2 separate regions of the Homo sapiens genome follow, and region 1 is linked to region 2. Evidence: read pairs that join two places in POLR2A ChIA-PET (ENCODE). Cell type or tissue: A673. All regions are shown on one strand. Each heading gives the region's core, and the rest is flanking DNA. Links, peaks and the distances in the headings are about the cores only. Region 1 holds the start of LOC105372300 (a long non-coding RNA gene). Region 2 has its middle 17 kb from the start of KCNN1.

Region 1 (4,376 bases), core at 288-4,287, 370 kb before region 2:
TCAGGGCCGGGTGCGGTGGCTCACGCCTGTAATCCCAGCACTTTGAGAGGCCAAGGCAGGCGGATCACGGGGTCAGGAGATCGAGACCATCCTGGCTAACACGGTGAAACCCTGTCTCTACTAAAAATACAAAAATAAAAATAAAAAAAAATTAGCCGGGCATGGTGGTGGGCGCCTGTAGTCCCAGCTACTCGGGAGGCTGAGGCAGGAGAATGGCATGAACCCGGGAGGCGGAGCTTGTAGTAAGCCGAGATTGCACCACTACACTCCAGCCTGGGCGACAGAGCGAGACTCCGTCTCAAAAAAAAAAAAAAAGAAAACCCAGTTCAGGCGGGGGGTGATGGCTCAATGCTGTTACCCCAGCCCTTTGGGAGGACCAGGCAAGCAGATCATTTGAGGTCAGGAGTTCAAGACCAGCCTGGCCAACATGGAGAAACCCCATCTCTACTAAAAGTACAAAAATTAGCTGGGCATGGTGGTGCACCCCTAATAATCCCAGCTATTTGGGAGGCTGAGGCGGGAGGATCACTTGAACCCGGGAGGTGGAAGTTGCAGTGAGCCAAGATCACACCACTGCACTCCAGCCTGGGTGACAGGCTTGCTTCCCAGGCTCAAGCAATCCTCCTGCCTCAGCACCCAAGTAGCTGGGACTACAGATGCGCACCACCGTGCCCAGCAAAGTTTTGTATTTTTAGAGCAAGGCTTCATCTAAAAAAATAAAAATAAAACCAGCTCAGATGTGGCCTTCTCTGATGGGATTGACCCCTGCATTGGGGCCTGGCAGTGTCAGTCTTGGGCCAGTTGGGGCTGCCCTGCAAGGCATGGTCTTGTGCTTGCTTCAGACAGACAGGACCAGGCCAGCTCTGTCTCCTCCTAGCGCCATAGTACTGGGCAAGTTCCTCGGGTTTCCAAGCTGTAGTGTCCTCAACTCCATACTCAGAGTAACCTCATCAACATGGATGCATCTCAGAGATACCAGTTTGAGCTTAAAATACAAGCATTAGGGCAGGCACGGTGGCTCATGCCTGTAATCCCAGCACTTTGGGAAGCCGAGGCGGGTGGATCACCTGAGGTCTGGAGTTTGCGACTAGCCTGGCCAACATGGTGAAACCCCGCCTTTATTAAAAATACAAAAATTTGCTGGGTGTGGTGACGCATGCCTGTTGTCCCCAGCTGCTTGGGAGGCTGAGGCAAGCTGCTTGTGAGGCTTGAACACGGGAGGTGGAGGTTGCAGTGAGCCATGATCATGCCACTGCACTCCAGCCTGGGTGACAGAGCGAGACTCCGTCTCAAAAAAAAAAAAAAAAAAAAAATTGACCAGAGTGTTCAGCACCAAGAGCAGGTGGTGGCCACCTACGGGAGTAGGGAGGGTGTGTGAGGCTTTTCTTCCTAATCTGAGAGGCAGGTGTGTGTTCCAGGGCTGGGCAGAGTGAGGAAATGGCATTTCCAGTGGGGGGTGATTGACACGCACTCCTGTGCCCCCTCAACCGCACCGCACCATCTATGAGTCATGGGTGGGACTCAAGACCAGAGCTCCCAGGCGCTGGTCAAACAGACAAATCATGTGGCTTTATTTGCCTTTCAGCTTCCCTTGTCACTGCTGAAGACGGCTCAGAATCACCCCATGGTGAGTACTCAGTGGTCTGGGAAAGCCTGTTTGAGAGGGGGCCAGCCTCAGCACAGGGGCGGTGGCTGAGCAGACGGCTTCCTGGCCTGCCTGTCCACCAGCATGGCAGTTTGCTCTCTTCTCCCTCCCCAGGAGTGTCCACACTCCTGTCATTTCTGCTGCTTGTAAGAGTAATACATACATACTTACTAAAAATTTAATGGGCCAGTTGCAGTGGCTCGCGCCTGTAATCCCAGCACTTTGGGAGGCCAAGACAGGAGGATCGCTTGAGCTCAGGAGTTCGAGATCAGCCTGGGCAAGAAGAAAAACTTAAAATTAGCCAGATGAGGTGGTGTGTGCCTATAGTCACAGCTACTCAGGAGACTGAGGCAAGAGGATCGACTGATCCCAGGAGTTTGAGGCTGCAGTGAGCTATGATCATACCACTGCGCTCCAGTCTGAGCGACAGAGTGAAACCTTGTCTCTAGAAAAAGAAAATTAATGAGGTGGAAGGATCACTTGAGCCCAGGAGTTCAAATCCAACCTGGGCAATATAGCAAGACCCTGTCACTTAAAAAAATAAAAAGAACTTCAGGTTGGGCATGGTGGCTCAGGCCTATAATTCCAGCACTTTGGGAGGCTGAGGCTAGAGGATGGCTTCAGCCCAGGAGTTCAGAGACCAGTCTAGGCAACATGGAGAAACCACGTCTCTCCATAAAATATAAAAATTAGCTGGGTGTAGTGGCGTGCACCTGTAGTTCCAGTTAGTTGGGAGCCTAAGGCAGGAGGATCACCTGAGCCTGAGGCGTTTGAGGTTGCAGGTCGCTGGGTGACAGTGAAACCCTGTCTCCAAAAAATGATAATATTGGCCGGGCGTGGTGGCTCTATGCCTGTAATCCCAGCACTTTGGGAGGCCGAGGCGGGCAGATCAGGAGATCGAGACCATCCTGGCTAACACGGTGAAACCCCGTCTCTACTAAAAATACAAAAAAATTAGCCGGGCGTGATGGCGGGCACCTGCAGTCCCAGCTACTTGGAAGGCAGAGGCAGGAGAATGGCGTGAACCCGGGAGGCGGAGCTTGCAGTGAGCTGAGATCGCGCCACTGCACTCCAGCCTGGGTGACAGAGCGAGACTCCATCTCAAAAAAAAAAGGATAATATTACATACTAACACTTCAGTTAAAGTGCACAATTTAGTGGCATTTGGTGCAGTCACAGGTTGTGTAACCACCACCTTTATCTAGGCCGGAACATTTCCGTCTCCACAAAAGGAAAGCCCATTTCCATCAGCAGTCACTTCCCAGCCCCAGTCCCTGATGAGCATGAGGCAGCTGCCGTCTCTGTGGGGTTGCCTATTCCGGATATTTCCCATGCATGCGAACGGAGACCATGAGGCCTTTCGAGCCTGGTGGTTGTCACTCAGCAACGTGTTTTTGAGGTTCATCCACCCTGTGGCCTGTGTCAGTGCCTCATTCCTTATAGCCAGACGATACTCCGTGGAGCGGATACTTACCACTTTTTTTTTTTTGAGAGGGAGTCTAGCTCTGTCGCCCAGCCTGGAGTGATCTGGGCTCACTGCAAGCTCCGCCTCCTGGTTTCACGCCATTTTCCTGCCTCAGCCTCCTGAGGAGCTGGGACTACAGGTACACGCCACCACGCCTGGCTAATTTTTTTTGTATTTTTTTTTTAGTAGAGACGGGGTTTCACTGTGTTAGCCAGGATGGTCTCGATCTCATGACCTCGTGATCCGCCCGCCTCGGCCTCCCAAAGTGCTGGGATTACAGGCTCACGCCCGGCCTACATTTTGTTTATGTGTTTGTCTGCTGATAGGCATCTGGGCTCTTTCCCCTTTTTGGCTATTGCGAACAGTGTCACTGTGAACATTCACGCACACATTTTTGTATGGTTGCCTGTGTTCATTTCTCTTGGGCAGATGCCTAAGTTGAGTCATTTAAAAATCTCAGCCCTGGTGGGAGGCCAAGGCGGGTGGATCACCTGAGGTCAGGAGTTCAAGACCAGCCTGGCCAACATGGTGAAATCCCCGTCTCTACTAAAAAATTAGCTGGGCGTGATGGCAGGCGCCTGTAATCCCAGCTACTTGGGAGGTTGAGGCAGGAGAATCACTTGAACCCGGGAGGCAGAAGTTGCAGTGAGCTGAGATCACACCATTGCACTCCAGTCTGAGCAACAACAGAGAAACTTCCATCTCAAAAGAAAATCTCAGGCTTGGACTGAGTGTGGTGGCTAATGCCTATAATCCCAGCACCCCGGGAGGCCAAGACAGGAGGATCACTTGAGCCCAGGAGTTTGGGACCAGTCTGGGCAACAGTGAGACCCCACTTCTACAAAAGGAAAAGAAATTAACCACATGTGGTAGTGTGCGCTTATAGTCTCAGCTACTAGGGAAACTGAGGTGGGAGGATGGCTTGAGCCCAGGAGGTTGAGGCTGTAGTGAGCCATGATCACGATACTGCACTCCAGCCTGGGCAACAGAGCAAGACCCTGTCTCATAAAAGACACCAAAAAATATCAGTCTTTTCCTAACAGCAGCATATCCTCAGAATGATCTGCTACTTATCTTTGTTCTCAAAACATACCAAAATAGATGAGTAATTATTGCAGTAAAAAACAGCATTTGTGGAACACTGAAGCCCAAATATCTGGTGTTGTGGGGGTGCCTGCCAGGACCAGCCCAGCTGTGCCCACCTGGCCCCCAGCCACCCTGGATCAGTGGCCACCATCACCATTGTCTCACTTATTCCTTTAAACA
Region 2 (4,376 bases), core at 252-4,251:
CGGGGGTTGAAGAAGGGATGTCCCCCTCCTCCCGCAGCTCCCCTTTGAATTCCCGGAGTCGGGCAAGCTTTGACCAATCCGCCCACCAAAGAGAAGGGGACCGCCGCCGGGACCGAACGCTCCCCGCCGTGCCCCCCACTGCCACTCACCGGCCGGAGTCGGCCGCCGCAGCCGGAGTCCCTGCGCCCTGCCCGAGCGCGAAGACAAGTGCACGGCCGGGCAAGGGCGTGTGAGCCGGGAGGGTGTGCGCGCGCCGCCGCAGAGCCGACCCCCTCCCCGCCGACCTGGGCCCCGCCCCGCCGCCCGGGGAGGGGGCGCGGACCCCGCAGGCCGAGGGAGGCAGTCCGTCGCGGCCACAGCCGGGGCCCTCCCCCCCGCAAGGCGTCTCCTCTAAAGCAGGGATGGAATCCCCCTCCAGGTCTCTCGCCAAAGCCCACTCTCCCCCCTCCACCCAGGGGCGTGACAGCAAATCTTAGAAGACGGTCAAAGAGATGGGAGGACCCTCTGCCGCCTCTGGCCCAAGGTGCTCATCTTACAGACGGGGAAACTGAGGCCCGGAGAGCGGAAGCCCCTGGCCAGGGCCCAGTGTCCCAGCAGCACGGAACAGGGCTGCTCCCCTCACTCTGGGGGGCCGCTCTCTCAGCTCCGGGAAAGAAGAGAGTCAGGGAGAGAGGAAGGCAGACAATTAAAGCCTCCCCACCACGCCACTGGGGAGGATCGGGGGACCCAGAGGCTTCGGGCAGCTGGCGACGTTGACCGGGCTGGAAGGTCCCAGCTAGGAAGGGGGAGCCTGGGTGGCCAGAACCAAACCACAGAAAACTTCTCTATTTCATTGTTGGGCTGGTGACACCCTCCCCCCAACCTGCGCGATTAGGAACCTCTTGAGCCTGACTGGCCCGGGCTTGGGTGGCAGAGTTGTGAAGGTCACTCTGCCACCTTAGAACAATGTGGCTCGCGGGGTCTGGCTCGGTAGGGGATGGGAGGGAGAAGTCCAGGGGCAAGCCCTTTCCGTGACCTCGGCCCTGCCAAGCCCCTTTCTGAGCCTCAGTTTCCCTTCAGCGAACGGACAAGTGCCCACCTCCGGGGTCCCTCCAGCTCTCCGAGTCCGTAGGGCCGCCGGATATGTCTTGCTGTTCTCCTTCAGCTGCCCCCTCCAACAGAAAGCGTGGCTCCAGCTCAGACCACCGTGTTCCTCCTCGAAGTCCCCTGCTCCGCCCCGTCTCTGAACCCCCACCCACCTTCAGCCTTGGTGGGGACCTTCAGCCACCTTCAGGCAGGGGACAGGGAGGGGGGTTCCTCTTGGAAGCAGGGAGGCTTCTACAAACCTCCATTCTGGTTTTTGTTTTTTGTTTTTTTTCCTCTCTTTTCTTCCATTCATTCTAAAAATAGCCCTCCCCCCTCCCCAGCCCCCCGGCGGGGAGCCTCTCTGGAAAGGTAACGAGCTTCCCGGGCGGGGTCTGGAGGCCGGGATTCCGTGGCGCGGGCGGGGCTCGGGGACGCCGATACTGAGAGGAGGGGAAACTGGGAGCGCACCCCCCACCCCCATTGTGTGTGAGATGCGCTCAGAGGGAGCCGCCGGTGTGACCGTGACCGTGTGGAGGGAAAAAGAACAAAGGGGAGGAGGCCTTCGGGTCTGCACTGTGGAGGCAGAGAGCCGGTGGGTTCGCAGGAGCCGAGGACAAGGGGTGCCACCCAACACCCTCCCCGGGGGGGACTTCCCGCCCCTGTTGGGGAAGGCTGCGACCCATGCTTTAGTCAGACACAGTGAAGGAGAGTCAGGCTGCAGAAGTGACAAGGACACCCATGATCAGGGGATTCCCCCACGCCCCGTGGACCCCACAATCGCCCAGTGGAGCCCGAAAATCCTCCCCACTCCCGCGGCTCCTCCTGTCCCCGCCACAGTCCTTCTCCCTGACGCAGCCACAGACTTCAGTCCTCACCCGTGTGACAGGTCACGTCCCTGTCCCGCATGACCGCCCTCCCCCCACCTCCCTTCTCTTCTTGAACCAAGAGGAGCACCCTGACTCCTCACAGGCCGACGCGGTCTGCCCCCCACAACGCCCACCCTTTGTTCCAATCCCTCCGCGGTCTCCCTGGACCGCCCACCACATTCTGGACACGCCCAGCTTCTCCCCCTAACCGGTTCAGCCTCAGAGCCTTTGCATCTGCGGTTTCTTGGGCCGGGATCGCCCTTCCCTGGCTCTCCTCACCCCCTGTTCCCACAGGGCTCTTCAGGGCTCCATCCAAGGTCGCCTCTTCCCTAGAGTCGCCCCTTCTCTGGGCACGTCGCCCTGGTTTACTGTTCTCACTGCCCTCAAGCCCTGGTGTGAACTTGCTTGCTCTTTCATCTTCTCCTCTCTCCGCCCCTGGGAATGAGGGGCCAGGTGCAACTTGGTCCTAGCTGATGGGAGGAGAGGGCCGCTCCCGACCCAGCACCACCCCAGGAGCTACCTAGCTCCAAATAAAGGGACAGCACCACCCTTTGCCCAGCTAGCCGCCCTAGAAATGCCTCCAAGACACGGCACAGCAGATCCACAGCCGTCTTCTGCAGGGGGGTCACCTAGGCCAGCGAAACTAAAAACACAGGAGCCGACGTGTCCCCAACCCGGGACCGCTTAGCCCGTTTCCGGAATAATATGCCCCTGGGGAAAATGATCCGCAGGGACCGAGCTCCTGGCCGGTTGAGCAGAAGCCAGGCCGGAGGCGCAAATGTTCCACCGTTCCGATGGCGAATAAGTAAAAGAAGCGAACGTGGCAAGTTGGGGAAGTGTTGGGGGAGACGCTGGGGGCAGCCCAGGGCCAGGGACCCCTGGGGGGCTGACCTTTCCCCCCTTTGATTGTGTTTTGATAACAAAACAAAGTGTTTTGTTATCTTACACTTTTTGAAACCAAAGGGAAGGATAAAAGGGAAATTGCTTTGTTGGAGGGGACAAAGGCCCAGAGAGGGTATATGTCCCCATGGGATGAGGACGCAGTTGTCCGTGTCGAGAAATGCAACACTCCCTCACCTGCACTTGCCTCCCTAAAATCACCCTCAAATGTTTTTTTTCATGAGCACCTACTACGTGCCTGTGTGCTTTTGTGCCCAGAGAGTGAGGGAGGCTGCCCGAAAGCAGAGCCCTGGAGGTTCCTGGAGAAGGAGAAGGTGCGGGTGTCTGGGACCCGCGGGGCGATGTGGCCTTGGCAGGGCCAGGCCCATAGCGGAGGGTTTGGAGGTCGTGGGGGGTGAGGAGCGCTGAGAAAATCCCCGAGGGTGCGTGCTGCACCTTTGCGCTTTCCCCTGCCTAGCCCGGACTCGACTTCAGGCTGTTGTTCAAGGCCAGGAGGACGGCAGATGGCTGGGGGAGGGGATGACGGGGCCCGGGGGTACACCCCACATGCCGGGCTGTGGGGCGCTAGGCAGGCGGGAGACAAAGGCGTCTTCCGCGAGGGTCCGCACAGCTTTCGAAAAGGATAGGGACAGATGGTGTGTAAATTGGGGGGTGGGGGGGAACGACAATAGCCCAGATTAGGGCTGCGGGATAAAGTAGAGGACACGGAATGGGACATACTTATAATAAAAAATTGCTCGTTTATCTGAAAGTCAAGTTTAAGTGGGCGCCCTGTTTTTTTATTTTTTTTTTCTAAATCTGGAAACCTTAAGCTCGGACTCGAAGATCCTGACTTTCTGGCACAGCAACCCCCACCCTCGCAGACCAATCTGCTGGGCGGGAGACTGCAGGTGCCTAAGGTGTCCCCCAGCTCCCCCTCCCATCGCCCCCACTGGCCCAGTGTACCCCTCTCCTTGTCCATATCCCTTCTCTACTCCCTAAGCTCCCCCTCCCATCCCCCTCCGCCTTTGTCGTCCCCCTCCCTCTACGCTCTCCCCCGTCACCCCCTCCCTGGCGCGCATCCCCAGGCTCGCCTCTCCCTGCACCCCTCCCTACAGTCCCTACCCATTGCGTTTTCCCCCACCGCCCCCTCCTCGGCACCCACCCCTCCTCCCCTTCTTTCCTCCCGCGCCGTCTCTTCCCCCACGGTCTCTTCCTCCCCAGCACCCGCTCCCCCGCGCCCATCCTCTACTCCCCCGCCGTCCCCCCGGTGCTCGAGGGGGAACCCCGGCTGCAGGCGCGGAGCCCCGCGCAGGCGCAGAGCCACCCGGCTTCCCCGAGGCCGCCGCCGCCCGCGCACTGCGGCCCGCGCGCCCGGTTGCTAAGGCAACGGCGGGGGCCGGAGTGGGAACCTCGGGAAGACCCCGCTCTCGCTCCCTCCCCCGCCACCTCCTCGGCAAACCCCACTCCGGTTTGAACCGGTTTCCCCGCCCCGCCCCCATGCGCACTGCGGCGGGTGAGGATTCCCCGGCCCTCAGGGTGGGTGGGTTGGGGGCGGGGGGCGGG

The links. Peaks named below come from ENCODE experiments on the same cell type or tissue, not always from the same donor. Only the 100,000 strongest peaks of a DNase experiment are listed, where the experiment ranks them.
Region 1: POLR2A ChIA-PET joins it to region 2 with 7 read pairs; 4 of 35 experiments call an interaction of 5 or more read pairs at or near these places.

What each region holds. Positions count from the first base shown.
Region 1 is chr19:18,313,275-18,317,650 of GRCh38, reverse strand. It overlaps LSM4 (LSM4 homolog, U6 small nuclear RNA and mRNA degradation associated), which reads left to right. Exons shown (of 5, transcript NM_012321.5): 2 at 1,586-1,627. It overlaps LOC105372300 (a long non-coding RNA gene), which reads right to left and starts at 1,982. Exons shown (of 2, transcript XR_007067157.1): 1 at 1,817-1,982. RefSeq lists an enhancer at 2,609-3,109. In A673, for the core only: no CTCF peak of the experiment used is centred there; no DNase peak of the experiment used is centred there; H3K27ac peaks cover 235 bases.
Region 2 is chr19:17,948,112-17,952,487 of GRCh38, reverse strand. It overlaps a transcript of KCNN1 not described here. Among named protein-coding and RNA genes, the nearest start is that of KCNN1, 17 kb to the left of the region's middle. RefSeq lists enhancers at 1-44, 45-662, 663-1,281 and silencers at 232-281, 4,013-4,376. In A673, for the core only: no CTCF peak of the experiment used is centred there; DNase peaks (open chromatin) are centred at 1,557 and 2,107; H3K4me3 peaks cover 2,514 bases; H3K27ac peaks cover 3,831 bases.